4 separate regions of the Mus musculus genome follow, and all the other regions are linked to region 1. A link is a loop called in an ENCODE intact Hi-C map of the cell type or tissue named here. Cell type or tissue: heart. All regions are shown on one strand. Region 1 overlaps Gm13582 (predicted gene 13582). Region 2 has its middle 31 kb from the start of Gm39834. Region 3 holds the start of Rbms1 (RNA binding motif, single stranded interacting protein 1). Region 4 has its middle 29 kb from the start of Gm33436.

The links. Peaks named below come from ENCODE experiments on the same cell type or tissue, not always from the same donor. Only the 100,000 strongest peaks of a DNase experiment are listed, where the experiment ranks them.
Region 2: a loop joins it to region 1, with 8 times the contacts of the local background. A loop is called at or near these places in 13 of 42 quality-filtered maps.
Region 3: it touches region 1 in a loop (4-fold over the local background); 6 of 42 quality-filtered maps call a loop at or near these places.
Region 4: it touches region 1 in a loop (5-fold over the local background); 7 of 42 quality-filtered maps call a loop at or near these places.

What each region holds. Positions count from the first base shown.
Region 1 is chr2:60,960,031-60,968,030 of GRCm38, forward strand. Gm13582 (predicted gene 13582) reads right to left here. Exons shown (of 4, transcript NR_045335.1): 3 at 7,944-8,000; 4 at 4,346-5,801. It also overlaps a transcript of Rbms1 not described here. Among named protein-coding and RNA genes, the nearest start is that of Gm33647, 5.0 kb to the right of the region's middle. In heart, no CTCF peak of the experiment used is centred here; DNase peaks (open chromatin) are centred at 2,241 and 3,091; H3K4me3 peaks cover 3,651 bases; H3K27ac peaks cover 3,266 bases.
Region 2 is chr2:61,397,829-61,405,828 of GRCm38, forward strand. No RefSeq gene overlaps it. Among named protein-coding and RNA genes, the nearest start is that of Gm39834, 31 kb to the left of the region's middle. In heart, a CTCF peak has its summit at 4,671 (motif pointing left); DNase peaks (open chromatin) are centred at 4,183, 4,323 and 5,363; H3K4me3 peaks cover 1,980 bases; H3K27ac peaks cover 3,114 bases.
Region 3 is chr2:60,877,628-60,885,627 of GRCm38, forward strand. Rbms1 (RNA binding motif, single stranded interacting protein 1) reads right to left here and starts at 3,811. Exons shown (of 14, transcript NM_001141931.1): 1 at 3,491-3,811. The coding sequence starts at 3,559. It overlaps LOC108168762 (a long non-coding RNA gene), which reads right to left. Exons shown (of 2, transcript XR_003953832.1): 2 at 5,339-8,000. In heart, a CTCF peak has its summit at 3,486; DNase peaks (open chromatin) are centred at 3,824, 4,784 and 6,464; H3K4me3 peaks cover 3,729 bases; H3K27ac peaks cover 4,426 bases.
Region 4 is chr2:60,717,935-60,725,934 of GRCm38, forward strand. It overlaps a transcript of Itgb6 not described here. Among named protein-coding and RNA genes, the nearest start is that of Gm33436, 29 kb to the left of the region's middle. In heart, a CTCF peak has its summit at 3,184 (motif pointing right); DNase peaks (open chromatin) are centred at 2,507 and 4,767; H3K27ac peaks cover 1,610 bases.

The DNA.
Region 1 (8,000 bases):
AGCCCTCCGACGAAACGCATCAGATTCATCTATTCCTTCCTGATCCAACAAAACCACTTCTACTTTATCATCTCAGGTGAAAATGTGTTTTTAAATAACTAACCCACCACTCAGTTTTTGACACAGCTTTCAAGCAGAAGTTCACAACAGCTGGGACTAGCCAAACACATCAGCATACTCTACAGAGAGTGACGTATTCTATCTCTGGAAGGTCAGAATACACACAGGCCAGCATCAGCACAGTGGACAACCGATTCCCGGTGAGTTCATTAACTCTTCAGGTAGATTATGCATGTTATTAAATTAGATTGTCAAATAAAGTCTCTCCATTTTTTAATGACTTACACTACCAGCATCTTACCAATGACTACAGGAAGGAGAAAGGGGTGTGTGTCCCCCTCTCTGACTCTGGTATCTAGTATCTGCATCTGGTCCCTCTGTATTTTTGGAGACACTCCTTTCTGAACTAATTATGACACCTTTACAATAGGGAGTTTAGATTTAATTACCAAACTTTTAAAACACCGCAGTATTATATAGGTCAAGTGAGGACGCACCTTTCTCCTGAAACAAAGGGATCCAGAGTAATAAGATTTCAGATTTCATAGGAGAAACAGCAAAATATGTTTTGAGACTGTCATTTACTGTAACACAAATCAATATTAAATGCTTTATGCAGGAAGCACACTTTCAGAAAATGGGCCCTAAAGCTTCCTGGGATCCAGCCCTAATTACTCCAGCAGGCTTTTGCCGTTTGTCTCTCTCTTCAATTATTTACAGGGGGAAAAAAGCCAAATGGCATGGCATGAGCTATATTAAATGCTACGTAGTTGGTTTCTAACTTACTAACGGTACATAAAAATTACTAAGGTAAATGTTTCATAGAAACACGACCCCCCCTTTTTCTTCCTGTTTTTCACCTGAATGTGCGTGTTTATTATTCATGGAGTTAAGTGTTGAATAGGCTTGTCCTTCAGGCACCCAATGCTGCATAATTTACATGAGTGCATCAAATATATAACACATCTAAACGGTAACACATTGATTACGTTACAAAATTTCTTCGAACAACACACACACGCGGTGTGTGTGTGTGTGTGTGTGTGTGTGTGTGTGTGTGTGTGTAAGAGAGAGGGAGAGAGGAAGAGAGAGAGAGGGAGAAGGAGAGGGAGAGAGAGAAAGAGAGAGAGAGAGAGAGAGAGAGATTGAGAGAGAGAATATCACCCTCAAGTTCCTAAAACAATGGCCTGCCAACCACATGGAGCCGAACAAGGCGCTCTTGCAGTTGCTAGCACCTTCCAGATCCCTGGTAACAGAAGGTAAGTGGGAATCAGGAGAGCAGTAAGGAGGCCTTTGGGTGCTGGGAAATTTCTGGCCTCTGCTGACAAGTCCTTTTTACATGGACAAACACTGGGCTGTGTTGTAGGTACAGAGCAACATGGACCACACACATTGAGAGGAAGAAAAGCTTTCAAGGTTGAAGCACAGATTCTTAGTACCAGGTCAGCAGTGTCCGTCTGCCAGCAAGCAATCCCCTAAACAAAGTTCAAACACTACATCCATACCTGATTCTTTTGTGATCTAGAAGGACATGCTAAGGTGTTAACAGCTGAAGGAGGCCGCTGCACCCACCAGCGCCTTCTGCTTTCCCTAACTGTGGCAGATTATTCTAGGGAGGTAAGATGCACTTTCCGTGAACCCTAATAATTTTTAAAATTAGTTTAGGAGACATCAAACTGTGGTAAAATTAGCATAGGCCCATTAACAATGTACCCAGGGTCCTTGGAAAGCCAGCCACAATTTACCTGCCTACATGTCATCAGTGGTCCTTACCCAAGGCTGTGCCACTTTTGAGCAGAATTGGGAACACCTAAGGCAGTTTAAAAACAAAAGAGAAAAGTACATACAAAGTCACTTCTGTCTATGTATCAAAATTTGCCCATTGTCCCTCCCATGTAAACGCTACAGAGAAGATTAAAGGGGACATCAATGAATGCAGAGTGAACTTTGGCCACTTCTCTACCCAAAACACCAGCGTAAAAGTGGAAATCAGTAACCAGGTGAAGTGCCACACCGCACAAAGATCAGAGGCAAGGGGCGGGCTCACAGGGCCCGAGGCGGGGAGGAGACGGTCCCGGCCCCCTCCGGCCACATTCGTCGCGCGCGCGGGAGCTGGAGGGTAGTCCTGCGGGGCGGGGCGGGGCGGGGCGGGGCGGGGGGCTGCGCGCCACTCAGGGGACCCCCACAGTTACTGCCCGCAGGGCGAGGCCCTGGAGAGGTCTGAAACACACGCCCCCAGCAGGTCCTGCCGAGAGCCCCAAGCGTCGGCCGGCCGCCAGCCCCGACTGGACGAGAGGGAGCCGCAGGGCCGCGAGACCCTTCCCTCCTCGTTGGCCAGGAAGGGGCTGGCTGTCCTTTCCTGTCTAGTCGCTCCCCCCCCCCCGCCCCCCGCTACTCTCTGTAACCCGATCGCCGCGATCGGCTCCCCGGGAAGCCGCCGCCCCGCGCGCAGCCCGGCTCTGCCCAGGCCAGCGCTATAGTTAGCAACCCCAGCACTTGCGCCCGGAGGCGGCAGGGTCGCCGTGCGCCCCTCCCCAGCCCAGCCCGGCGCGCGCCTCCGGGGTCCCTTCCTTTGGCGACCGTTCCCCGAGCCTCCTTACCTTGGCTTGCAGATACTGGGGGTAGTAATAGGTGGCGTACTGAGGGTACATCTGTTGTTTCCACACTTTGCCCATGAAGCTGGAAGGAAGCCTGCCTTGCAGGGTCGCCGACACTTTGGGTTTTCCAAGTCCCGATCTCTCCTGCCTCTCCCTTTCCGGAGGCGGCGGCGGCGGCTGCCTCGGCGGCTGCTGCTGCCACTGCTCCACCTCCCAACCGGGACCAGACGACGTCCTCCTCCTCCACCTCCTCCTCCTCCTTCTGCTCTTCCTCCTCCTCCTTCTCCTCCTCCTCCTCCTTCCAGGCAGACAGAAAGACACTGCAGAGCGCAGAGGACACCCCGGACAGGGCGCTCCCAAGGAGTTTCCTCTGGGAGCCCGACTGTACCCGAGCTGCCAAGGGCTGGCGCTCTGGCCGCGCAGCGCTCCGGGAGCAGGCTGAGCCCAGCTAGGAGTGATCAATACAAGTGGAAAGTACGGCGGCAGCGGCGGCTGCGCTCGGTGCCAGGCGGCATCTGGGGTGGGTGCGCCCGATAGCGAGAGGGGAGAGGGGCTGGCTGCCGAGGCCGCGGGGGAAGGGCGGCCGGGGGCGGGGCTTGGGCGCCGCCGAGCCCGGGACCCGCTGGAGGTGAGGGCTGACTTTCCACCACTCCTCACCTCCTAGGCTCTCAAGAGAACGCACAGAATCTCTAGGAGCGGCGATCGCTTTGTGTCCAGGGTGGGAGAAGGTTTGGTAGACCCTGCTTAAGAACTGCCGAGAAGGCACCTCTAGCTTTCCCGAGTTTTTAATCTTCGCAAGTGGGGGAGGGAGGGAAAGAGGGAAAGAGGAAATCTGATTAATCTCTCACTTCCCCCAAATTCCCGGACCGGTGATTTTTTTTTCTCCCCACAAAGGAAAATGCTTTAATGTCCAACCACAAAGCTGGAGCCAGGACACCTGGGTTCTGTTCCACCCACACACCAGGTCACAGCACTAATTTTCTAAGTGACCTTGGGAAGGTTAGTGTCCTTCGGTTTGGTTTTCCCAGATGTGAAACCATGCTCTTTGCGTAGACACACATACACACACACACACACACACACACACACACACAAACTGGCGGGTCCTTCTAAGGGAAAGATGCCAAAAAGAGAAGAATGTTATTAGAGGACACAATATAGACATCAGCTTCTCCCTGCCTTTTCTAATGCTGCCAGACAGTCTGTCAACTCCCACTCTGGAGCAAGGAAACTCCCTGAGTTTGGAATATTTTAAGGCCATTTTGAAAGTCAGGCTGGCATATTGTTGCAGTGTGCTTCGGTGACACATAGAATCAACCTCCCGCTCTGCTTCTCTCCATCTCCTAATTGTCTCAGCTCTAGACAGCCCCAGACGAGCAGCGGCTCAGTTCACTACATAACTGGATATAATTTAATGGAGTTAATTGGTCCCTGAAGTTGCCTGCAGAAGACTTTTATATTCTAGCTCAAAAAGAGACAATACAAAATGTACAATAAGATGGGGAAGAAAATGTCCCTAAGTTGGTGTCTTGCCCGGCTGATAAAAGACAAGGAGAAAAACATTTATTGAACATAGCTCTGTTGCTTTGTTTCGTCTTCTTTTTTATTGTTGTTGTTTTGTTTTGTTTTGATTTTTGAGTCATTTCTCAGTACAAGGTAAATCCAACCAAACAGGGATGCATGATTTCCTTCAGTAGTCAGAGCTTTATATGATTATATTTTAAGACAGGCTTTTAAAATAATAAAACATTTTTATATGATTTAGGCAAGTTTCTAGGTCATACAGTTTAAAAAAAACAACAGATACAGTTCATGTGAACACAATTTGAACATGTCAGGAGGCAGCTCATGCTCATTCATCGATATAAAATCTCACGAGGAGGAAATTAGATTTACTTAGTTTCCGTCACATGCGGGGCACTATGGAGATTAATGCCAACCTGCAGGTTAGAGTGGTCCAGTGTCTAACTAGGTGAGATGAAAATGTTCCTCAGATTGGTTCCATAGGAGAACGCTTCGGTTTTTAAGTAAAGAACTCGATAACGCCCCGTATTGGGGAACCCAGAGAGACTAGTAATAATGGTTTTGAAGGTGACTGACTGAAGAGAAATAAGTTGAGAAAGAACTCAGTCTAGGTTTGAAAGACACAGGAAATTGCCAAAGTGAGACTGTTCTACTTACTATTTTTTTTTTCCTCCTGGATGATGAAAATCCAGTCCATTTTCAAGAGGCCAAAAGCAGACCCAGACGTATATAGAGGTTTGATTTATGACTGAGCCAGTATTATAGGGCAGTGGGCAAAGAATGAACTTTTCAATAAATGATTCTGGGTCAATCGGTTATCCACATTGGAAAATAAAATAAAATAAAGGCCTGCCCCACAAATATCAAAGATGGGGACTCCAGCTGCATTAAAGATTACACTCAAAAGGCCCAAATTGCAAAGCTGTTAGGGGACAACAGGAGGGATAGCTATCTGATCCTGATGTGGGGGAAGATTAATAAGGGGAAAGAGGGTGTGAGATTATTGAGATACTTGGTTTGTAGAGTGAGCCTAGAAAGAATAAGAAAATGAGCCTCCCAAATAATTACCTCTACTTATAACTACAAAGGGTTATTATGCACCATCTATAGAGAGGTTCTCCAGAACATGAAAAAAAGAGAAAAACCTTTGCTAGAATAAAATGGATTTTTTTTTTAAATTCACAAAGGGAGACCAGCAAATGAAAAGATACTAACATTCAATTAGTAATATGGTAATTCTGAGAAGGTGACATTTTACTCTTTGCCAAGCTGGAAACAAACAAACAAGCAAAATAAACAAAAACAAAACAGAACAAAACAACCTAACAATGAAAATGATGTTAGCAGGTGAAGGATGGAGGAGGAGATTCTGGAGTGTTGACCAGAGTACTATCAGAAGCAGGTGTTGGTACTGTCATCAGTGGAGAACATGGTTTGCTGTTATCCAATTTTAAATGCTCTGTCCTACAACGCAGCTGCAGGCACAAACATGTTAAAGAGTCTTCTATAGATGCATCAGGAAGCGTGCACAGGATTCTTCATGGACCACTCAAAGTAACTCAAATGTCCACCAAGCGTACGAGACTTGAAAAGTCCTTGGTATCTGGACACAAGGAGACGCTACAACAGAAAAAGAAATGACCACAGGAAGAACACCAGTACACATCATTTCAAGTTCAATGCTGAGCAAAGAAGCAAGTCAAGGGGCTGGAGGGTCGGTTCAGCAGTTAAGAGTGTACACTGTCCTTTCAGAGGACCCGGATTTGGTGCCCAGGATCTAAGAGTTGGCTCCTAAACACCTGCAACTCCAACTCCAAGAGATGCATTGCCCTCTTCTGGCCTCCCCAGACTCCTGTGCGTATGCATGCATACCCACACATAGACACGGACACACACAGGCATGCACATACTTACTTATGAAATCTGTTTTAAAAGAAGCAGCAAGTCAACAATACACAGGACATGATTCCATTTTTTATGAGCTTCAAAAGCAGAAAAACTAAACAGTGTGTAAAAAAAAGCATATAAATAATTTTTAAAGCATAAATAAAACATAGCTAATATAAACATGGAATTCTAATAATGATTCTGTCTACTTGAGCAGAAAGTTGGGAGTAAGCAGTAAGTGACCAAGGATGACTCTGGATTGTAGATGTATAGGAATAAATTTCAATATATTCTCTTTGGCCTAATGAATGTGTGTGTGTGTACATAAACATATGTGCATACATACATACACACACACACACACACACACATGCTGCATCTCACCCAAATACATTTTTAAAACAAAAACCAGTTAAACATGGTTGTTTCCAAATAAATGCAAAAGTACAGACAGTAGAATAATGACCTTTCTTTTCCTAATTTCCTAGTTTCAATTCTATCACCTCTTTCTCTCTATCATACACATACCTTATTTTTATTTTCCTAGAGTCATTAAAAAGAAAGTGGCACACGCCTTTAATCACAGCACTCGGAAGGCAGAGGCAGGTGGATTTCTGAGTTGGAGGCCAGCCTGGTCTACAAAGTGAGTTCCAGGACAGCCAGGGCTACACAGAGAAACCCTGTCTCGAAAAACAAATAAACAAAAAAACCAAACCAAACCCCCCAAAAAAGAAAATCTCTAGTGCCCTTTAACCAATAAGAGTATTGTCTAATATTATCACACCTAATAAAGTTAACCATACTTGGTTAGCATCAGCATCAGTTGATTCCTAGTGTTTGATCATTTTATTTCCATTGTCAAAAATTCCTTTTTGTAGTTTGATTATTTAAATCTTAATGAAATGATGTGGCATATCAACTTGGTTTATGTGTTCCTAAGTGTCATTCAACATCTAAAACCTCACTCTGACTCATGTTTTTTTTTGTTTGTTTGTTTTTGTTGTTGTTGTTGTTGTTGTTTTTTAATTGGTAGTTATTTGTCAAAGGATTTGAAACATTTGACCTATAGATTTCCCCACCTGGCTGACTGCAACATTGTAGCAGTTTTTCAAGAGATGGTTAGGCTCTAAAAGTTTGACTAGATGCACATTTACCTTGGGGTCAAAGAATACTTTTAAAGTGGGACTATCCAGTTCAGGGTCTGTACCATTGGAGACAACCAAGGATGTGATGTCTGTTTCATTCTTGGTAGTGGTCTTAGCAGGTATCAGTGTGGTTGTTATCAGTCTGACTCATGTACTGTAAAGATACCCCATCAACCATTCACAGTCCAGTTTTAATACTTAGAAGTTACCCAAGCACATTATTTCAGTAGGAGCTACAAACTTGGGGCTAATTTTAGCATTCTGCCTGTATTTATTTGGAAAGTGTCTTTGGAGGAGTTTTTTCTCCAACTCTTTGGTTAACTTAAACAATTTTTCTTTCATTTGACAAGTTCAGAATATTGTTTTGTTTCCATAGGAAAACTTAAAGGTTATCATTGTGAACATTTTGATTTCATGGACTTTATACAATTTGGGTATAAAGGCTTTACATCATCATTTTTGTAGATGCTCAAATTGTCCCACCATTGATCAGTGGGAGCCATTTGAATTAGCTGCTGGTCTTTTTATCGGACCCGAATAGTCTTTTATAATTTTTCTAAACTTTTAGCATATTAAGGTTGTTCCAGGGATTTATGCAATTTTGTTCAGATTATAAGGAATCATTTGTGATGGATATCATGCTTTGCTTTTAAAACTTTAAAACTTAAATTGCTTTTTAAAAGTTAAGTTACAACAGTAACAGTGTTTAAAATATATTCTATGTGCTTACCACATCTGGAGCAAAGAGCTTGAGAAGACTTCCCAATGAAATCTAATGCCTACATGA
Region 2 (8,000 bases), 440 kb after region 1:
TTGAACTCACGTCTTATTCCAGAGCCCAAGTCTTAAGGCACTTTAGCCTCTCAAAAATATTAGTAATATATTAGTTAAAAAGAAGATCTTATTTATGTATTAGCAAGTAAATTTGTCACATTTTAGCATGTCTCTGGAAGCAGAAATAGTTTAAACAACCTAATCTTAATTTATACATGCCTCAGGAGGTACATGTCTTATAAACTACGAGGGGACACAGGCAAAAATATCATGAAAATTAACCATAAGGTCAATGGGGCCTCTACTATGGTTACTACAATGGTTCATTCTTCTTATTTTTGAATTAAGGAATATTTTTTCTTTGTGTCCTCATATACATGTCGAAACTATAGAAAGAGGACACACGCTTTAGATAATACAGGGTTGGATTTTTTGTTTTTTGTTTTTGTTTTGTTTTTATTTCAACAGGAAATCATTGCCCAAGCCTAAATTTTGAGTATGTGCTATACACAAAACAAATTTATCTACTAGAGTTCATGGGCAGCTGGACTGGGAAAAAAACACATTAATTATCATTCAAGTGGAAATGCCCCCATAGACATACCATTTAATTAACAAAGAGGCCAGTATTGCAAATGAATAATTTGAGGCAAGACATAGAAAGATGTGTGAGATAAACACTCTGTGATTTAAAGATATTCTCAGCGGATAAACTTTAAAACATAGGAAATATATCCTTGTCTTATAAACTGATAGACAGAAAGCTTCCTTAAAGAGGGGTAGGCTTCCTGGTTCTCTTCCTTCCTGTATTTAAAGGCATTACCCTGTGAGCGGGTGTGAGCTGTGTTCCTTCAAAAGTCATCCAGAGGCTGCAAATTCCTACTCCCTTGAATTCAAACTCTGAGACGATGAGAGCTGAAATCACTTCATGTTGCACAGTTCCTCCATCTTTAAAAACCCTTGAAATCTGTAGCTCTGCCAAGATTATAAATAGAAGTGGCGTGGCAGCGGAGAATTGATCACGCTGGTAAGTGTGCTCGCCCCATTTGGGATGGTTTTATGAAGCATGGCAGCAGCTGGGGCAGTGGTGACTGATCCACCGCCATCGCCACTGTGGCGATAGATGCAAAATACCTCTCTCCATTCTGTCTTTATTTCCCGAGAAGAGCCAGGGAGATCTTTCCCAGAGCATTTTAAAAATTCAAGTATAGCCCAAAGGTCATTTTTTGGAGTAGTGTGGGAGACGTTCAGAATCTGAAATGAAATTGCACAACACCCTCCCCCCACACACTGAATTTCTGAAAATAATCTAAATATCAGAATTCTGTAGCCTGGTTTGACATTATAGGGGTGCTATAGCAGACTTTTGAGACACTATCAAAGGTTGTGTTGTGAGTCTTGGAAATATCATCCCTAATAAAATAGGGCAAAGCTACGTCCAGCTCTGGGGCGTGGCAGCTGTGAGGACAGGGCGTAGCAGAAGGAGATGCTGCCCTTGGTATTACCTCATCTTTTCTTTAGTATTCTCCTCCCCCTCTTTGCCACATTCACCCCACCCCCGCCACACTCAGCATCTAAAATTTGAAAGTACCAGGGTTCATAATTTAATTCAGTTCAAGAAAAAGTTATATTTGGAGATGAGAAACATATATAGAAAGAACTATAAGAGCTATATAAAAATGTGTATAGATAGAAGGGGATGTACACACACATAAATAGAATCTTCATTTAGCTTTATAAGAAGAAGCCAGGCTGTGGCACATGGAGAGGCCCTCCAAGACCTAAATTCTGCCCCCTCTTCATCTTGGAGCTTGCCTCACTGTTTTTGTTTTGTTTTGTTTTGTTTTTTGTTTTTTGTTTTTTGTTTTTTTTTCTCATCACCCAGAGGACATCTCTGGGAGTCATTTCCTTGTGGATAAATGTTTTTCCAACAGCTTAGGTGAGAGATTTTCAAATTTCAAAACAATTGATAAAGGGAAATGACCACTGAAAATACAGATATCAGAACCATGTGTCTCTCTGCCCCCATAGCCTCTTGGCAAGAAAAACAACAAAACAAAACAATCTTCATTTCAAATAGAGTCTTACACAAAGGATTAGCAGAAAAACTGTAAATCCTGTAGCCACTTTAGAAAGTACAGAGAAAAGAAACTCTATTCTCCTGCTGACCCACACACCAGAAAGACTCAGAGGCTCTCTAATAGAGCTGTGTTGAAACCCCTTGGGAATCTCTAGGCAACACTTAGAGACAACATTTAGTAGAGAACACCATATAATAGATACTGTTGTTTGTTTTGTTTTAACACATTTAGTGTCTACAGTTCTCAATCTCTGGTCCCCAAAAAGGCCTAGGTATCCCAACCTTTCCTTCAAAGCCATGGCTAAGACAATATTTCATTTCTCTCATGAAGCATCAGGACAGGTCTAATACGGGTGTTCCTTTCCTTTGTGAAGAGGCTAGATTTAACACTTTCCGCTGTAATTGTGTGAGGTTTGGTCTCAAATACAAAACTGTGGTACAGCACTGTTTGAAGAAATAATTGCGTTAAGCATGCAATAGTGATAGAGTGCCAGAGAAGAAACGGTCTCCTCGCAAAATTAACTGATGCTCATCCATTGCAAGATGACGTTTTAGAGGACACAAAGATAAAAATAAAAAAAAAATTAAAAAATTAAAAAAACAAACGCAAACTCTACACTGTATTGACTTGGAAGAGGAAATAAAACTTAGCAGTATTAAAGAGGTCTCTAAACTGAAAGTGAACCAATTGCTAAAATGGAAGGTCTGTAGATAATGGGAAGGGGCGGTGAGCAACACTGGCTGGAATGATCAAGAGGAGATCTGGAAATACAAGGTTGATTTAAGATAGACTCTGAAGGAAGGACTTAAAAGAAAAGAAACGACATTCCCAGCAAGTATCTGGTAAACCATGGCATACTTGCCAAGAAGAAATTTCATTTTGAGGTCATAAATGCCCAGATTGATCTAATCTTTATTCAAAACAAACTTCTAAGAAGAAGTTTAAGTGAACTTAGATCCTTAACAAAGGAGCCATTTCCCACTGAGAGGACTTAGATTGGGGCTTCTCCAGTTATCCTCAGCAGCCTCCAATTAGTCTAATCTCTGTAGGACGTGATCTCCGCCCAAGGCATTTGGGGGAGAAGGGTAAACACTGCCTTCTTTCTGGTCGCAGTAACAATTTTGAAATACTAACAGATAGATTATCCTTGTGCTTTTATCTTTCACCTTCCACCCCAGCTGCTTTGCACTCTTAGCCAGAGAGAGGGAGAAGGGAAGGGGAAAGAAGGGGGGAGAGAGAGAAGAAGAAGAGGAGGAGAGAGGAGAGAAGTGGGGAAGGGGGGGTAGGAGAGGCGCCACAAGGGGAGAGAGATGGTTGTTTTGTAGTACAAGATGGATGGGGGAGGGGAAACTTTGACTTTGAAAACTCCAAGTGGAAATTTTGAAAAAAGATAGGGAACGATTCTTAAGTTGCCCTCATCTTTAAAGATGTTGCACTAGATTAAGATGCCTAACATCATACAGTCTTCTATCTAGAACCACCCCCCCCCTTTTTTTTTCAAAACAAATGGTATGTTTCCTGGGGGCTTGGCTTCTCTGCAATTGTGTAGCCCTTGGTAGAATGACGTACTAGAGCCTTGGCCTCTCCTTTTCTTTATCATTAAGTGGGTACCAAATATGCTTCATTGATAAGGGCTTAATATTTTGTTATCTCTCCATTGAACCAAAATTCAAGGCGATGAATGCTTCAGCATATTCTAGAGTTCAAAATGTAAAGCCCAACAATTTTATCTAGTCTCATGACCTTAGTTTCCACGTATAAAGGCAAAAACCTCCAGCAAAGGGATGTTGTGTCTGCCTCAGACAGTGGTGGTGAAGGTTAAATTAGATACTGCTGAGGCATTTGCCACGGTGGGGGTGGGGGAAGTTGGCTCAGAGGACATAAGCACTACTGGTTTATTGGTGACAGAATGTCACATAAGAGCCCTCGTGTGCTTGTTTTCAATAAGTCTTTTCTGGCTAGTTAAACAACCCTATTTTAAGAGTCCCCAAAGTTAGGCATATACACGCCTCTTCCCTCTCTCTCCCCGCCAACACCTCACAATGACAGGGTCAAGAGACCGCCTTTGGTATATGCTGCCCCAAACCGACTCTTCTAGTCCCTGCTAATAAAATGTAAAGAATGTGATACAACAGGCGTCCCGAGTTAGGAGACGGAGGGAGGCTGCCAGAGATGTGGTCCCAGTGGGCTCTCAAAACCTCTAGTATTCAGTTTATCTTGGGTAAAGCCTTTGTTAGAATTAAAGAAAAAAAAAAAAAAAAGGCAGGCTGTTGCAAACCAGCTTCTCGGTAAGCTATAGTCGCTTCCTTGGCTACCCGCGACATGGGAATAATCGTTCAACTAGTCCCATTTCTATTGCGACTGGAAACAGGAAACGAATAAGGTACAGTCTTAAACAAAAACAAAGAGACTGAAAGACAAACCAGATTGTCCCAGGGTTCAGGAGAGGTTTGTGCTAAGTGTTAGAAGGTTCAGATCTGGTGGATCCTCCCCCACTTTCTGCCATTCCAGAAATTCCTTAGGGGGGGAGGTGAGGCGGGGGGGTGGGGGGGGGGGGGGGAAACGAAGAGCTGTTCTAAACTGCACAGCACTGCCATCTTCAGGGCCAACGGGGAAAATATTTTCCGGGTCAGTCAGACAAATCATCGTCCTGAATGCTTCATTTAAATATAATCAAATGCTTAAAACTTTGACAAGCATACAGTCTGTAACAGATTTTCTTTTTCTTTTAGCGTTTTCCATGTTTGGAATGTCAAAGGACACATTTTGGGGGGGGGAGGAGTCTGTGTATGTGATATATGAACATTAAAAATACGTATTTGCCAATTGAAAGTTATTTTCAACTGGAAAGATTAACTAGCTTACACTACACTGCCAGGTGATGGAGCAAAACAGACGCAAACATAGTGTTCTGAAATTTTTTTTTCCGTAAAAAGAAGAAAGGATGAATGTAATGGTTCCACAGTGCCGTTTGAACAGATGGTGTGATTAACAACTAGTGTGTTAGCCGTCTCAGGAGCTCACCGAGAGTAAACAAATGCAACGGGAAAATCACTTTCCTCCCCAAAGAGTTTTTAGTTCATTTTATTACGAAAATTTGGAAGTCTGCATTTTGAAAGCTGAGTATCCTTAGAGGATACTGGGAATAAGAAGGGAGGGAGGAGTTTCTGGAGGAAGACTCAGAAAGACTATTCTCTTCCTGATGAAGAATGCCGAAGCTCTCACAGAGCTGAGATGGGGGTAGTCTGGGCTGCGGCTGTCATCGGGATGCTGGAGGTGGGTGGTGCATGGTCCTACACACAAGCCATAAAATAAAAAGGTCAGATTCTCTTCCCGGCTCTTGTCCTTGCTCTCTCTGGACTGCGGTTTCTTTTGTTTGAAAATCTGAAGGAAAACCAGACCAACTGAACAGCTGTGTTTCAGAAACTTTAATGTGCACCTGGGGATCTCATTAAGATGCAAATTCTAACCTGGGGTAAGGTAAGGTCCAGGCTTTGAAATTCTTACAGACTCCTAGGTAATGCTGATGCTGCTGATCCATGGCCTGCGTTTACCACCTGGCCTCTAAGAGCCTTCCAGTGGTGGTGCTCTAGCATCCCATAATAGGTGATGCAAAGCTAGCTGATAAGAGGCAGAGTCTGCCTTCCTAAGCCCGACTCAGAACTACTTGTGGATAAAAATACCTAATAAATATATCACACGTTGCACTGATTTTTTTAAAGACCTTTTTTTTTTAAGTATTTTTCTATGGGAAGGTATTTCGCGTGAGTAGAGTGTGCAAGGACCAGAAGAGTACACACGAGGTGGAGTTATATATAGTAGTCATGAGCTGTCATAGTGGGTGCTATGAACTGAACTCAGGTCCTCTCCTCAGCAAGGTCAGAACACCCTGCTGAGCCATCCCTCTTGCATGGGTTTTAAAAGTAAATCACTTAGGTTGTCTGTTTTCTTTTAATCTGCTAGAGAATTAATCTGGAAGGGACCCCAAACCACAGCCACAGCCCATACATTATATTATATATTATGGGGATGAGATGATCAAGAGTCTGAGATGGAGCATCAGACAGCATCTGCATAGTCAACATCAATCCCAAGACTGCGGGGGATTTTAAAATGTCACTTTAGGAAAGGCACTGGAATCAGAATAGAACGTCTTGGGGGAAAATATCTATAAAATGCATATCAGGCTCATATCCAGAAAACATGAAGAATTTTCAAACCCCAATAGTATGAAACCAGCCTAGACCAGTGAGACAGTCTGTGGGCAGGGGTACTTGTCACCAGCCTAACTGACAGACAACCAGAGTTCAGTCCTCAGGATGCAAATTGATCCTTGAGAATTAATTCCTGCAAACCGTCCTTAGAGTGCCTCACTCACCCACTGTGGCATGCGCACCCACCAACCCACAAACACATAATCCATAAATACATGTGATTTTTTTACACAAAATATTTCCATTTTAAAGGGGGCAAAGACTTAGAGTAGATGCTTTTGCAAATGGGAAATACAAATGGTAACGGATAAGTTCAGCATCATTGGCCGCTATGAAATTCATACTGAACCCATCACGAGGCACCTATCACAAGAACTAAGTTTAGAACTATTGACAATATCAAGTGGTGATACGAATGAGGAGAAACAAGATCACTCACCTGCACATCTCTTGACAAGACAAAGCAGAGGTGAGAGAAGATGTGACACGTGGCAAAGAAATAGCGAGGTGACTACGTCACATCTAAATGTACACCATTCAAATCTGCATAGACTTATGTGCTTAATATACCAATTTACTTCATGTTAGTTATTATAATAGATTCTCATGTGTGTGTGTGTCTGTGTGTCTATATGAGTGTCTCTGTGTGTGTGTGTCTGTGTGTCTGTGTGTGTGTGTCTGTGTGTGTGTGTCTGTGTGTCTGTATTAGTGTCTCTGTGTATGCGTGTGTCTGTATTAGTGTCTCTGTGTGTGCGTGTGTCTGTGTGTCTGTATGAGTGTCTCTGTGTGTGTGTGCGCCTGTGTGTGCGTGTGTCAGTGCACACACCCATTTGAGTGTGCAGAGGACATCAGGTACCCTGCTTTATCATTCTCCACCTTATGGATACACCAACAATTTTACTTTAGCGCAGCTGTGGGGCTGACAGCCTCCGAGGCATTACCTGTCTCTGCTCACTTCAGCACTGGGGCTAAGCAGGGGGAGGGGCCATGCCTGACATATATGTGAGTAACGGGGATTTGAACACAGGTCCTCATGCTCATACAACACAGGCCCTCTCCCTGTCCCTTAAAGAGAAGATTGTAAAACACTGAAAAGATCACCGTTTTGGTAGATGTGTTTGAAATCATGATCAATAAAGTAATATTTCCCAGACATGGCTGTAGTATCCTTCCAGCCCACTCCGGTCCTAGCAGCTTATTTTAAGCCTGTGGCATCCTTTCTTTTTCTGATCAATCTGTAATTGTCAAGTGAGTCTTTCCCTACTTTCCTCAGCACACTCTGTGGTAAGTGGAGGATACCAGCTCATCCCTGACAAGGCCTTGACCTTCGAGAAACTTAATATTCTTATAAAAATAAACCAAGTCAATTGATTCTCCCAAGGCTTGCACTGTAAAATACTCCTCCGGGAATTTCACAGAAAGACCACATACCAATCATTCCCGAGAGAGAGAGAGAGAGAGAGAGAGAGAGAGGGGGGGGGGGGCACTGTAAGAATAGTCAACCTCTTTAGTATTAAAAACTTGCAAATTGAGATAATATATCATGTTTCATCCTATCAGTTTGGTAAACAACATATAGAGTAATGGTGTATAGCGGTGATAGGGTGTGGGGGGAATCAATGAATTGACTGTTCAGTGTTTAGCAAACTGTTCAGCCTGGCAGTGTTTAGCAAATGCCTTTAAAAGGTATATCTTCTTAGGACGAGTAATTCAACTCCTAGAAATTTCTTGCAAGAAATAATCA
Region 3 (8,000 bases), 82 kb before region 1:
ATGTCATCTTCTAAACAAGGCCAAACAGTGAATCACTGGAATTCCTCACGTGCAGCTACACCCAGTTAATCTTCAAGAAAGCAGCAAATTGTGTAAATCTACTTAAACTGGGGTGGCAAGTACCTCGCTCGCCAAGAGTGAGCAAGATTTGCTAAGCTCGCCTATGAGAAGGCAAGCCCATCAGTTGAGGAGAGGCAGACCCACCGAAATTCTGATCACTGGTTCACCTACTTCCAACACCCTGTGACAGACCACTAGGGCAACATTCTCAGCCAAAATGGCTCTGGCTACGTGTCACGATCTGCAAAACTCATACTACGTGACATCACTGAGTCAACTAAAGCAAGGAAGAAGTGCCATGAAAGAAATAAGGAAACATGAAAAAAGTGTAAAATAATGATAATAATGATAGTAAGATTTTTAAAAGACAAGAAACAGAACCTGAAATCAAACTGGAAATAGCCACTTTCAGTCTGTAAAGACTTTTAAAGTATGAGGCACTTCCTGTTCCTTTTAAGCCACAATGAAATATTTTCACAATTACCAACGTCGTGATTAATGGTTTCATTTCCGTTGGGGGACGCTGGTTTCACAGAGTCAGACTGTATCTACTTAAGGAATATCATATTTGCAAGTCACAACCCACAGTGAGAAGATGTGCTCATTTCTTCAGAAACTTAAAACTAATAACCTTTATCTAGCACTGACTAGCAAGGAGTCACTGGAGTATTCAGACTCACCTCACTGGCCTGAGCTGAGCAGGTGTATGTATGTGCCCACAGGCTTGTGATGCAGGAAAATCCTGTTTATCCAAGGTGCCCTGGTTACAGCCCTTGGGGAGAGAAGGATGAGCAAGGCCCACCTCTGCTTCCACAGAAACTGGGTGACTCCTCCATATGTAAAGTGCAAAAGGGACTAACAATCGCTCACCGGAGCAAAATGCTGACATCAATGTTCCCACCAAATACCACCAACTCATCCTTCAGATCAAACTCTGAACATCCTTCTTCACCTTCTCTCTCCCAACCTACACTCACATACATACGGGGTGGGTGGAGAACTAGGGAGTCAGAGGTACCGGCACGGAGGATTTCTACATGGGTGTTTCCTGGGATGTTCATGGCAGAAAAGGCCATTGGAGTATGAGGTCCCAAAGGCCTGGTGGCCAGGATTCAAGTCCTGCCTCTGCACGCTGGGTGGTATGGACTCTGGGCAAGTTATTTAATCCATGCTTTAATGTTCACTGTAAAGTAGAGACTAATATTACCTACCACACAGGGCCGCTGCCAATGTGATGAAATCAGTTAATCCACAGAAACATTCCAAATGCCAGCCAGCAGGTAGTAAGGTGCTCGGTGATCGTTAGCTACCACGATTCTGTGTGTGTCTATACTAAGAGTGATTCTGACTTGTAGGCGTTCCAAAGGTGATTTAAGTATCCCTCACACTCCTTTTTATTCCTCAAGGAAGTTATCTGAAATCAGCCCCTAACAGCTGATTGTGTATTTCTAGATGAAAATCAAACTGCATTATATGCCTGAAAATTGCCAATTCTGTCGGCAAACTGAAGAAAGCATTTATGAACTGAAAGGCGCAAAGCTTTGCATCACAGCATCTTATAAGAAGTATTAATTAGATTTCCCATTCAGGCTAAGCCAGGATGAGATCATGAAGTCACTCACGGTAACCAGGTCCCTGCGCTCCAAGTGTGCTTTTTCAGTGAATGGCAAAATACTAACAAAAGAAACCTTTGACTCAAATACCACTGGTACCCAGGGTCTTGTGTCTGTATAATGCCTACACATTCATTTCTTTCTTTGCCTATAGAAAAAAGAAAGTCTGTTTGTTTTTCTGATTCAGTCAGCCCTTTTAGTCTTTGAGTCTAAGGAGAGGCTTGTGAAAAGAGCATCTTATCAGCATGCTCCAGCCAGCAGGCTGTGCCCCCCTCCACAACCAAACCTCCAGCCTCTCTCAGCAAAAGGCCTCACCCTCTGAGCCTTTTCCCATTTCAGAGCTAACACCCTGCTGGGTTTTGACAACAAATAAATGAATACACAAGGCCCTAACATAATTAGCCATCTTTTCAGGTAGAGAGAGGTGGGTGGGGGGAGGAGGGCTTGGGAGAATACTTTAGTGTAAATTGGCCTCACTTCTGAAGTTGACGCTGGCACACAGCATCTGAGGGCACTTATTTTAAATAAAGCCACATGAAGTGAGTTTTCGAGATACCCGTCCGTGAATCCTGACCTTGTGCATATCTATCTCAGCCAAGTCGTCAGTAAAGATTTTAAACTTGTAACCCAAAGATTGGACTTCTTAATCCAGGAGAAAGGCTGTGGCTTGGACATCGTGGGCACTGAAACCCAGGGACATTTATTTACTTCTTTTAAAGGGGAATTTTAACAAACAAAAGAGGCAAAGAAAGTAAAATAGAAAATAGTACTTTGTGACCCCGAGGAAGCATTTCAGATGGGCTGATGCTGGACAGCCGGAACAATAATCCTGCAAACCGCCACAAAGAACTCAGCAGGCTCCAGTGCCACACATCTGGATCTTAATGGAACCACAGTTTACGTGGAAGGGTGCATTTTGCTGCTATCATTACTGGGATAACTTAATTGATCTGTCTCTGTGGCTGAGGGTGTAGACTAGAGATTTATTACGAAGGGAAAAGATCTGCAATGCTGCCTTTTCTTTTTCAACAAGCATTCTGTCACTGACCTCTAAACGAGTTTAACCTTTTCTGAGCAGACCTGCACATTTTTAACATAATTTAGAGCTAGGGTTTTTGTTGTTGTTATTGCTGCTGCTGAGAGGCTGTGGGGTTTTTATCACAACATGGCTTCAGTAACCTTCTTTCAAAAACAAAGATGTTAAAAACAAAAGACCGAAACTAAAACCTGCCAGTTCCACTCCTTTTCCAGGCAGGGGATTCGGATGTAACCTTTCAAGTGCCTTTGGAGTTCAATCTGTTAGAAAATGTATGAAACAAAATTAGAATAGGAAAAGGCGTGTGTATGACTCAGGCTTATCCCAGTATCTCTATCACAGGATTTCCCTGTGTTTCTGAAAACCTTGAGAAAGTGACAGAAGTTCCTGTTTTTCTTTTCTTTTTTGTCTTTTTTTTTTTTTTTTTAAAATAAGAAGGGTGGCGCGCGCGAACACACACACACACACACACACACACACACACACACACACACACGTCTTCCGGGTTCCCCATGAATCAGACAGGTTTCTTGGAGGTCCCCTAGTGCAATGCAAAGCACTGCCCCGACGTATCCCCAGTTCCTCTGTACACAAAGGTCTCCAGGAAACCCCCAAACTTGTTGCGGGCCGCCGGAGCCCTTGGCCGCGCGCCTGCCCGTCCCACCTCTCCGCCAGTCCCCGTCCCGGTCCCCCCGGGCATCTCTCCGCCCGCCGCCTCCTTCCGAAACCGGGTCACCGCCCCGCGCGCTCGGCGCAGGCCTGGGGAGCGCGGCAGCCTCACCTGCTTGCGGTAGGGCGTCCTGCAGCCGCCGGCAGCGCCGGGGTGGCCGCTGCCGCTGGGGAAGATCATCTCGGGCGCGGGGAGCTGAGGCAACCGGGGCCGCGGCGCTCCGGGAACTCCCTCTCTCGCCTGTCCGGGCAGGCGGAGGGAGGATGCGGCCGGGGACTGGCTCGCGGCTCCCGCCCTAAAAGTGCGGCGCGACGCGCGCGGCCGGCGACTCTCGAGCAGCTCCGGGGGCCGCCGCCCTGCGTGCCATGGACCGGAGTTCGCGCGCGGTGCCGGCGGCAGCGGACGAGCAGCGCCGCCGCGTCCCCACCTCCCGCCGCCTCAACCACCGCCCCGAGAGCGCGCCGGCCGGGGGCGGGGAAGCAGCCGCGCACCGCCTAGTGCCGCGCCCAGCCCTCCCGCGCCTCCCGCCCGCCCGGCCGCCCGGCCGCGCCCGCTCCCCCGGCCTCGGCCCCCGCGCTCGGCCTCCCGGGCTGGGGCGGCAACCCGGGCTGCGCGGCGCCCCCATCCCGCGCAATGGTTGGCTCTGGCGCCCCGCATGCCTCACATTCCTGGGAGCAGCCACCCCAGGCCCTTGGGCCAGGCGTCGCCGTGGCTTCGCACCCCACTTGGCTGCCCCTTTTAAGGGCATCGCTTCGGGAACCGCTGGAACACCTGGATAGGAAGCCAATGGCCCGCCTTTTCTTTCATCTTTCACAGCAGCCCCTGGTCCCGAAAAGGCGCGGATAATTACTCTCACTTCCCTGTCCAGATCTACCTCCCAGGACACTTCTCAGCCCCCCAGTTATAAGCATGCTACATTTTTGTAGAGCAAACGGGTGGGTTTTTTTTGTTTTGTTTTGTTTTGTTTTTGTGTTTTCCTTTCCAGTCCCTCACCCAAATACACCCGGGAAAGTTTTCAATTTCATTCTTGTGCCACAGAGGAAGAGTTTTCCTTCAAGACAACATTATCAAAAAAGCAATGAAAACCTTATAAGCCATCCAAAGGGGAGACCTGTCCTTCCTGGAAAAGACAGAAGATACAGGAATTCAACCTAGTTATTAAAAAGACGGCAAGAAAGGGACAAAGACAGGAGTAATTTCCTTTGTTCTCAAGTGGAAAAAAAAATAAAAACTGCTTCTCTTGCCGCTCCTTTTGCAGTCACCTCTCTGGATGTAGCTAGCAGGCTTTGAACACATGTTGATGTGGAGGCCTCAGAAGAGGGTGGTCAAGCAAGCCATTTCTGGATAGGGTTACCAGGGCTGGTTGCCATCTTTAAATTGGCGACGGGGTCCCTGACAAGTATTCCTGAATTCTGGGATTACAGCCACAGTACACATACATAGGTCTTCCCTGGCTTCTAACATCTTCCTGGAAAGGCCCATCTGCTACAACAATGAAAAATCCCAGCTTGTCTTAACAAGAGAAGGAACTCAAACTCTGGCTGTCACAGAGATGCTATGAACGTCAACTTTCTAGCCAAAGTGTAGCCATTCAGAGACTTTTCTGAAAACAAAGTTGAAAATTATACTTCCCAGAAATCCTGCTGGTGACTTAGTCAGCTGCTTCCAAAGTCCCCAGAGTTCCAGCAAAAGTAACAAGAAATAATAAGTCTTGCCTATTGAAAGCAGACACACCCACAACACACACATAATCCTAATTCTTTTCACTTAAAAAAAAAAAAAAAACAGCAAAGGCTAGGGTATTCGGTGCATACTGGGCAAGTAAAACCTTAAAATTCACAGGATATCTGCCCTTGAAAGTGTTTAAAGATTACAGCACAGCCAGGCTGTGAGCTAGTGGGGACCCCAGAACTGTTTTTCTACTACTACTCCATGCATTGGTTTTGTTTTTTTTTTTGGTTTTTTTTTTTTTTTTTTTTTTTTTTTTTGCTGTGACCTGTTGTCTTTCCTCACTATGAGCCAGCACAAATGCAAAGTGGACAGTTTTAGTTCCAACTGTTCAAGTCGAAGATGCCTTTTCCTGAGGACTCGAGACACACCCTACTTCATCCTACCCTCTGCACTATTACCACAAGTCCCACCAGTCATCTACAGAAAAAGCCAGTGTACAACCTCAGTTGTCCTGACTGGTCTCTTAGGAAACCACAATTGAAACCACAGAAGAACAGCATTAAATTTTTTTATGGCTTTTCTCTCAAGTCATGATGTACTTGCTGGGTCATGACCCATTGGATACTGTGCTATTCCAAAATGCTAGCACTCGATTGGATGTCTAATAGTTCTCTAGAGATAAGAAAATGTTAAATGATAAAATTTAAAGAGATGGCAAAATAAATCTGATACTAGTAGAATGTGCAAATAATACTGAGAGGTATTAAGAGAACTGACCTTAAGACTTAAAATGAATCTAAGAATTAGCATGCTGTTTATAGTTTCACATGAACTGCTTAAAAAGAAAAAACATAGACATGTAGTACTTAAAAAAAAAGGAAACTTGAGTTCAAAAGCTCCAAATATGAAGTAGATCTATAAGCCATTATACAAAGAAGAAAAGATTAATAGTCCAACCTCAAAATAGGATCACAGAAACCCAAAAATTCAAACTTAAGGGAAATAGCTGGAATATGAAACTCTGTATATAACATACACAATCAATTCTAGATAATCCATGAGCAATTATAGGGATGGAGTCTAGCGAGGTCCGTCTAGAAAAGTCCACTTTCATTGTTGTCGATTTTGAAAGAGACATCAGAAACTAAAGGAACTGACCAGAAAGCCTGCAAGCTATTCGGGTGAAAATTCAGTGCTGCGGAGCCTTGTCCTGTGTACCTCCTTCTCCACCCTCAGCCTTAGGTGAAGCTGTGGGAATCTGACCCAGGGGCAGCCACTCTACAGACTGGCCAGTGACCTATGATCTGGGTGGGACTGGAAACATGAGCTCGCCAATCTGATTCTCAACCCTTGGGAATTTGATTCACAAAACTCCAAGGGCTAAACCAGTTAGGAAAGGGAAAGAAATGGCAAGAGCTGCCTGGGGTGAGGGGAGGGGGAGGGGAGAGGAGGCCATGACAGGCCAGAACCATATGCAAGCCAAGCTTATGAGGAAGCAGAAGCTATGAGGAAACAGGAAGCTGCCTGGCAGCAGGCAGGAAAGCAGCAGAGCAGACACCAGGAGCCCCGAGCACTTGGTGGTGAGAGACGATGGAGAGAGCTCCTGTCCCTAGAGAGGTGTTGACTCCTCTTCAGAATAGCAGCAGCCCTCGGACACTATGTGTACACTCAGGCCACAGCCCTGGCTAAATGAGTTGAAAGAGTTTCTTGTCTCTTTGTAACAACACAAGAGACAAAATGAAGGCAGAACCAAGCAAGCCTGACTCCATATTTCAGTTCCCTACTTATGCCACACATGATCTGGGGCAAGCTAGTTGCATCCCACATTGTTTTCACAGTATAGTGTTACATCAAAAAGGTTCCCAACTTGATAAACGGCAGCTATTAGTGTTGTAGTCCAGGTTTTATAGCAGAGGAGGGTAGTCTAATAGCACATGCATGCATAGTAAGTGTGAAAGGCCATCAAAGAAGAGAAGGTAGGGTACATTGGTACTCTATGGCAAGTAACAAGCATATCTAGCTAAGGGGATGTCATTTTCAATCCCTGTTTGCTGAATGGCTGAATGAGCACACTCTCTAAGGCTATCTAACCACCGATAACAGCAACAAGGAAGGAAGAACGGTTTGATGAAGGGTCTGTTTCAAGAGCTCAGATACACTGAAGAGTTTTCTCTATTGTTCTCCAGCCTCCTTTTAAGAAACCATATATTAGAGCAGTGTCATTTCATGAGTAGGAATACTGAGCAGTCTCAAAGATCATCCTGTGAGGCAGGCAAAGTATACACACAGGGATAATAACAATGGAGCAACCAGGACAAGCAGAAGCCTGTGTTCGTGTAGGGGAGATGAGACATAGGTAATGATGCCTTCCTTGATAGCAAAAAGCTTGTACAACTGGAATTTGATGCTATGACATTAGATGATGTTCCATCCTTCAGAAACAATTTTAAAACGAGACTGGTTTTTCACGTTTCACTTTCATAAGGACCCTTTGAGGGTAAGGGGGGTTATAAGGCTTATGATGCCAAGGAGCAAGAGAAAGGTAAGAAGAACTGACTCAGCTACCCACTGGGGTCTTAAGTAATACCATAGTGGTGTTAAAAGTTGAGGGCTGGGTAGGGTTCAAAGACTGAGTCCTGCACAAGATCTGTAATGTTGCATCCCAAGTTCCTAGGCAAGCATCTATAACCCCTGCCGCAGTAATGCAAAGACTTAAGTGGTAACTGGGCAAGCGATCTAGACTGTAATGTGCTGTGGGAGTCCACAGCCAGGGAGGATCAATACAGGATATAACATGGGTGTGGGGTGCTCAACTATATAAATGTCTTGTTCATGTTCAGGATGAAGTGCTGTGTAAAAGACCAGGAAAAGCAGACCTAGACGTGACAGGCAGAAGGGTGAAGAGTCAAATCCCCAAGGATTCCTCTCATGAAACATTCTAATACCCACA
Region 4 (8,000 bases), 240 kb before region 1:
TGTGAAGGAAGGAAGCTAGGAAGGAGGAAGTGAATGGACAGATGGATAGTGGATAAAGCTATTATTTAATAGCATCTCTAAGGTACTTTTTTCCCCCTACTCAGACTCATTCTCCACATATATTTCTCACATATGAATATCCTTTCCTTCAGTGGCTCAGAGCCTGCTAATGTGTCTCTAGCTTTCTCATTTTCAGTGGAGACTAGCATATTGTCCCCAGTTCTTCACAGTGGGTTCAGAGCCGGACAAATGGTAACCAACACCTGCTTCTAGTTCTAAAAGGTAGTTGAGGTAATCGAACATACCAGAAGGAATCAAGGGGGGACTGCATTCAATTGGAGGGCATGTGGCTAGGGGGAGGGAGCTCATGTGGACCACACTGCCTTGTTGCTGTGTAAGAATGGAGCCCAATAATGTCCTACATCTCCAATACTTTCTGCAACAGTATGTTTGCCTGTACCTCATAGGGCATGTCGAAGTTTCTCTTCCTTAGATATCTTTGGAGTCATCTTGTCTTTCCATTCCCGTAAGCTCTGGGAGGCTCATCGGTTACTACAGGAGTGTTTGTTATCTGTCTGTCCCCAGAAAGCCGGGCAGGGACTGGTTGGCCTTCATTAGGACAGACAGAGCCCTCTCTCCAGTGTCTGGTCAGACTTACATGAAGTGTCATGGTTTGTGGTGGTGGTTGTTGAAGGCAGGGGCCTCCTCAGACTTACACGTAGGCTTCAGAAAGACAGCCCTGAGATGGTCTCTGCAGTAGATTGAGAAATGGCCCCCAACCCATGCCTTTGTACACAGCAGCCTCTTTGGACTCTTCCTATCTCTACTCCTTAGTTCTGCTTTGGACCATGTGACAAAGGGATTCTAGCAGACTGGTACAAACTGGCAGGGATCTGAAAAATAAAACCGGAGGCTTGCAGCTACTGCTACAGTGTATCCATGGGGCAACGGTGGGGCAAAGGTGAAACTAAGGTTAAACTTACCTGTGAGGCCACACAGCTGAGGACACATGTCAACAGACTGCCTGTTCTCCGTGACATGAGCTCACAGGAGTCTCAGCCTGCACTGATCATCTGGGCCCAAAAGAGACCTACAAAGGAACCACACCCACTACACCTAACCCAAATTGCCAAGAATTTTGAGCAAATAAATGAGGGATGAAAGGAAAAAAAAAAACAAGATAGGACATGCTATGCCTAACAATCAAATTGCTGAGAAATCCAGTTGGAGGCCAGATTTTGCCTTCCACCATTCATCTGTTCCGCGCTGTGGTCATAGTGACTACCTAGCCACACGGTTGACCACAGTAAGCCTGTGCAAGGATAGAGGGCCAGCGAAGACTGCCAGTTTCCCCCAGTCAGCCTTTCTGCATGCCTCTGTTAAAAGGGCTAGATCACACAGCGGGAACAGTGGGAGGATGTGTGCTAGTTACAGGGCTGGAAGCTGACTTTTCCAGGTTCACCCTTCATGGACACTGGGAATTTACAGATGATCCAAGTGTACGGTCATTAAATGAGCAAGTCTGGAGGCGTAGCATGTGTGAGGTGTGAGGTGTATGCGGTGGCTGTCTCTGGTTTTTGTTTGTTTGTTTTGTTTTTTGTTTTGGTTTTGTGGTTGTTGTTGTTTGCTTTTTCCAGACAGGGTTTCTTTGTGTACCCTAGATGTCTTGGAACTTGTTCTATAGACCAGGTTACCCTTGAACTCACAGAGATCTATCTCCTTATCTCTGCCCTCTGAGAGTTGGGATTAGAGGTGTACACACACTACCACCTGTAGCATGCCGTCTCTGTGTTAATATCCCCTTGGTTTCCAAGTCTTGCAGCATTGGGCTGTACTCACAAGGCAGCAGACACCATCCCCTTCCTTGCTCCTTCCACCTTTTGACTTAACTCCTTACTCCCCAAGACATTCCCAGTTAGTCTTTTAGCTCCCCAAGTCAGTGGGATAAACAGGCCCAAACCGGTAGACCAGGGTTATAATTCCAGATCAGCTCCTAAGATGGTGGTAGGTTGGAGGCATGGAGAAAAGATGACCTGTAGTTACATGACCATGGGAGAGGAGAAGAGAAGACTCCAGCAGATGTTGGCCAATCTGCATGGATAAGACCTGGCCTGGCTGTGGCTGGAGGCTAGGACGACAAGAGGGTAAGGGAGTCTGAAACAGCCTGAGGTGTCCTGTGCAGGCAATCGGTGAAGCAATTTGATGACACAGAACCGTGAGTGGGTGAGCTTTTTTTTTTTTCCTGTTCCACAAAAGATTCATTTTAATGTCACAGTATGACATACCTGTGAACCTGCCTTAGGGGTCCCCTAAAAGGTAGGACAAAGTGAGCCAGAGAGGTCGTCGCGCGTAGGACAGAAAGTAGTTCAGAATGACTGAGTAGAAAATTAAATGCCAGCAGCCTGAAGGGCAGTCAAGGGCTTTCTCTTAGGAACTCCGACTGAAAATAGCAGTCTTGCCTGGCCTGGCTGGTCTAGCCAGCTTGGCAGAGCTAACTAGGCACTGTGGCTAGGTGTGGGTACTGTCCATGTGAGCAGTCCGGGTAGGTCCCCGGATGACCTTGGTCTATTGTTAGCACTCACAAGCAGCTGGGGCCGGTTTTCCTGGTAGCAGTAATAGCTACAGACAGCTTTGGAAGCCTAATTTGTTTTCAGTAAAGAAAAATAGTGTAGTCAAAGCACAGTGAGACCCTGAGTTTGACTCAGAGGTTCTGTGACTGTCAACATGCACCAGCTTTCTGGAAGAACTTTAAGAAATCAGTCACTTTTTTTCTAGAGTCAAATTTAAAAACCTTGAACCTCTTACGTAATCAAAATGTATGCCCCCCCCCCCCACCTCTTGGGGAACGTGTTATAGTAATTCCTGATTGCATGCCTTAGTTATTAGCATTATTTACCTTTCTGCATACCACAGTAGAAGCAAATTCAGATGCAAGGATTCAAAGCAGAAGAGGGGTTTAACCCTTAAGAACTAGACACAAAGTCAATGGCTCTTTAGGAGCCTGAAGATGGGTTTGAAACCTCAGATGAAAAATCCCTGACATCACACGATGCCCCAGTCAGCACATCTAGCTGTAAGTTTGCTTTAACGTATGGTGTCTGGGGAAAATACTGAGACATCGCAAAAATATCATTATATTTCAAATTTAAACTTTTGAGACTGCACTTCATGCTGCGAACACTAGAGGGCAGAAGTCAGAGAGAAAAGGCTACCCTGGAAGGAACTGCTCTGGGAAGCTAGGATTTGTATTTCACTATGACACACACAATTTTACTTAAGCAGACGCTAATGCTTGTAGTGTGACCAAGTGACTTCATGGTTGGAATTCAGTATTAAATTCCTATGATCTGCTGTAGCTGTCCAAAATCCACAACAGTGAGGAAAAAGCTATTGCTCTCTAAACAGAATCTATATCCTGCCCATTTTAGACACTTTGAGGGCCAATACAATATAGTTATGTCTGCGAGTCCTTAATTTTAGGGGGTACATTTCTTAGATGAATAACCTTTCACAGATATTGAATTTTTTAAAAATGCAGTATTGGTCTTACTTAGAGTTCTCACAGTGAATGGTAATGACATTAGGCTTTCCACTCACAGAAATAAAACATGCTCTCTGTAGAAGCTAGGAGTGACAGTCTTCCCATCTCCTCTTCCCCCATGATTTTCCTGTATTATCTGGACATTAAAATACCACTGTATAACCAGGAGACACTAAAGTTAACTGGTCACATTGGCATGTCAATACAAACATATATATATATATATATATATATATATATATATATATATATACACACATACATATATACACACATACATACATACATATGTACACACATATATGTATGTATATATATATACATGCATATAAACACACACATATATACCTACATATAAACATACACACATACACATATATATGCATGTGTGTGTATATATATACGTGTGTGTATATATATTCGTGTGTATATATATGTGTATATATATATATTCTCAGTTGATCAGTCATTTTGTGCCTTTTGGGAATGCCAGAAAGAACCAATGAAGTCTAGTCTCACCACCCATTTAAAAGAGAATCACAGTCACTTCAAATGGAAGCAAGTATCTTAAAATATTTTTAAAAAGACCACCTAATTCACGATTAAAGCATGATACCAAACATATTACCAAACATCAAGAGAATATAAATATATGAACTACTGTCCTTTGACTACTACACATTTCTTGAAGCAGCTGATTATAGCACGTGTGGGTCTGAGTGTAGGAAGAGAGAATAAAGCACACTGCACTAAGAAGGGGGGCTCTTTTATAAACCTGGGGGTCACACTTGTGGGTTCCCAAGTGCTGAGAAAGTTGAAATGCCATTATGGATCCCCAAAGCAGAGTTGGTCTGTAATGATCCGTGGCCAGATAGGAAACACTCAGCTCTGAAACTGGGGGTTGCATTTGTTAGCCATGCAGAAAACTTGGTCCACTTACCTCGCACGGGAGACCCTCTAATCTCAGAAAGTGCTGACATGCGTTACTGTACCCGTGAGCAAAGTCTTTGGCAGAAGTGCCATTGATCCTTGTGGTAGTGAATAGACTTAAAACATTCTGTTGTCACCATCCCTGAAAAAGCACATTCATGGGACTATTTCTTCCACCGGCATAATGAGGCATTTCATAAAGGCATGTGGGTGTACACCGCTAGGCAAAGATACTGCTGCTGAGTGACAGAGCGCCTGGCTGATTTACACAAACCCCCAAGCGCGCGCAAGCGCGCGGATGAGAATAGGTTAGCTTTAGATTGACGAGCAAATGTGGAGCCAGACTTCTGGCTGACAAATGGCAGAGCTATGCCAGCGCATTCGCTCCTCTGGAGGGAGACCAAAAGTGAAACAGGATCAAGTTCACTCTGAAAGGACATCCAAACCTAGTGGATGGCTGGGTTGGTAAAATATATATAGACACGAACCCCCCAAAATAGAATTTCGAGAGTTCATAGTTGAGCACATACCCAGGCCAGTGACAATACTTGCAGAGAATCCCTGGACCCTGTGTGTATTTATATTGACATTCCTTCAGAAGGGCCCTGCTGTTTTCAAGATAAATCTATTTTATTGGCAGCTTAGGTTTAAACTCACTACTCTCTAAAAATGGCCTGTTTGGGAAAACCAGAGACTGAAAATAACAACTGATGAGACTAGTGTTCAAAATGGTGCCAAGCAGTAACTGGGCCAGATTGGATTAGGTTTATTTTGGCCAGGCACAGCTGAGAACAGAAATGTCCAAACAGCGTTTGTCAAGAAGAGTGAATTATTATGACCACTCTTTCTAGGCTAAAGTTGAAAGTTCAGGTCTCTAAGAAGGTGGTGTGACTTTAGTGATCAACACTATTTCTGAGCTCCTGCGGCATGCCGAGAGCTTCACCTAGCACTTGGTATGCACTGGCCCATTTATTTCCATCCTAAAGCCATGGGGTAGAGCATATAGTCCTTGCTTTATAGATGAACCTGCTGTTCAGAGAAGTCAGTTGAGCTGTCCAGAGCTACACAGCCCCTGAGATTCAGGATTTAAAATTTCTGGCTCCAAAGCCCTTTGAGTCATGCTACATTGCTGCTTGAACACGCAGTGGGCATACTGATACGGTTTAGCAGCTTGCAACTGCTGTAGGGTTTGAGGAATGTTGGAGCAAGAACAGAGAAAGCTGAGAGACCCAGGTTTGAATCCAGACTCCACTGGCTGTGGGATTTTAGAAAAACTGCTAGCATCTGAGCTTATCCATCAGAAGTGTGTGTGTGGGGGGGGGGGGGGAGGGGGTGGAGGTGGGGGTAGGAGGGTAGGGTATAAGTGTGATGAAACTTCCAAACCACCTTTCATATCTCTCTTGATTCCAGGAGCCTTCCTTAATGGGCTGTTAATTTCCTGTAATGGAAGCACATATTTGTCCTTTTAAATGAACTCAGATGTGAGAAAACATTTCCATTTGAAATTCAAAACCTGACTCCAGTTTTGTCACAGGAGTTCCTCTTCTCTATTAAGCTCCTTTCCTGGGTGGCCTCCCCTGACCTTCCTTCTTCCTGGTGAAAGACTCCACCTCACAGTGCATGAGGTTCCACATATAAGTCAGCCATAGGATGTGCTGAAACGGAAGAAAAATTACCTGTGGAGGTTAATCATCACTGTCATTTTGACTGGAATTAGAATTACCCAGGAGAGACACTTCTGGGCATGTTCGTGTGGGTATTTCCAGAGAGGTTTAATGGAGGGAAGAAAATCCACTCTGAATGTAGGTAGTACCATTCCATGCTCTGGAGTTCTGAGCTGACAAAAGAGACAAGACATAAGCATCAGCATCCGTCTGGTCCCACTTCCCGATTGTGCTTAGAATGTGACCAGATTTCTCCACTCCTGCTGCCTAACCTTCCAACTGTGATGGTCTGTACCCCCAGACTGTATACCAAAGTCAACTCTCTCTCCCTTGCTTTTGACACAGAGACAAGAAAAGTAACTACCCCCTATGGTGCTTCACAATATTACCAACAAAGCAAACCACTAGATTTGGCTTTCATATGAAGATACTGCTGCTACTTCTGAGGGAGTTAAAAGACCACGTGTGCATGTGTTCTGCTCATTTTGTAGGTTTCTTTTCACTTTTGCTAACTAATGAATGCTCTTTATTTGTTGCAGCCACCTTTTTGTCTAGACTTCAATGTTCCGTGCAGATGGGATGAACTTTCCCATCTGAATATGGCCATCTCTTCTCAGTGTACCAACTCCATCCGTAGTCATTCCTGCATCCCCAGTATCCCTACCTCCAGCTCAGTTGACAGAAACATAGACATAGGCTCTCCTACCAGGACACAGGTCACTGCTGCTCAGCATTCTTGAGGCTTAAGTAACAGGAACCATGCTGTTTGGGGAGGAGGGGGTGTGTGCAATGACTGAATGCTCCTTTGATGGTGGCCTCATGACACTCACTGACTAAATCCAAGCATTTGCTATTTGAGCAGATGCCAAATGCTCTAGCCTGGATATCTATGAACTTACAGAGAGCTGGATGCCAAAATAAGATAAAAGCACCCAGGACAATGTCTCCATACCATTTTTTCAGGGATAGGCGAGGAAGAGCTTTGATTAATTGGAAGGCTATTTAAGAAACATATTTGCCTAGGAATTTCATAAATTCATTCTTTTTAATAGCTCAGTAGTACTCCATTGTGTAAATTACCACATTTTCTGTATCTATTCCTCTGTTGAGGGGCATCTGGGTTCTTTCCAGCTTCTGGCTATTATAAATAAGGCTGCTATGAATATAGTGGAGCATGTGTCCTTCTTACCAGTTGGAACATCTTCTGGATATATGCCCAGGAGAGGTATTGCAGGATCCTCCTGTAGTACTATGTCCAATTTTCTGAGAAACTGCCAGACTGATTTCCAGAGTGGTTGTACAAGCTTGCAATCCCACCAACAATGGAGGAGTGTTCCTCTTTCTCCACATCCTCGCCAGCATCTGCTGTCACCTGAATTTTTGATCTTAGCCATTCTGACTGGTATGAGGTAGAATCTCAGGGTTGTTTTGATTTGCATTTCCCTGATGATTAAGGATGTTGAACATTTTTTCAGGTGCTTCTCAGCCATTTGGTATTCCTCAGGTGAGAATTCTTTGTTTAGCTCTGAGCCCCATTTTTTTAATGGGGTTACTTGATTTTCTGGAGTCCACCTTCTTGAGTTCTTTATATATATTGAATATTAGTCCCCTATCTGATTTAGGATAGGTAAAGATCCTTTTCCAATCTGTTGGTGGTCTTTTTGTCTTATTGACAGTGTCTTTTGCCTTGCAGAGGCTGTGCAACTTTATGAGGTCCCATTTGTCGATTCTCGATCTTACAGCACAAGCTATTGCTGGTCTATTCAGGAATTTTCCCCCTGTACCTATATCTTCAAGGCTTTTCCCTACTTTCTCCTCTATAAGTTTCAGTGTCTCTGGTTTTATGTGGAGTTCCTTAATCCACT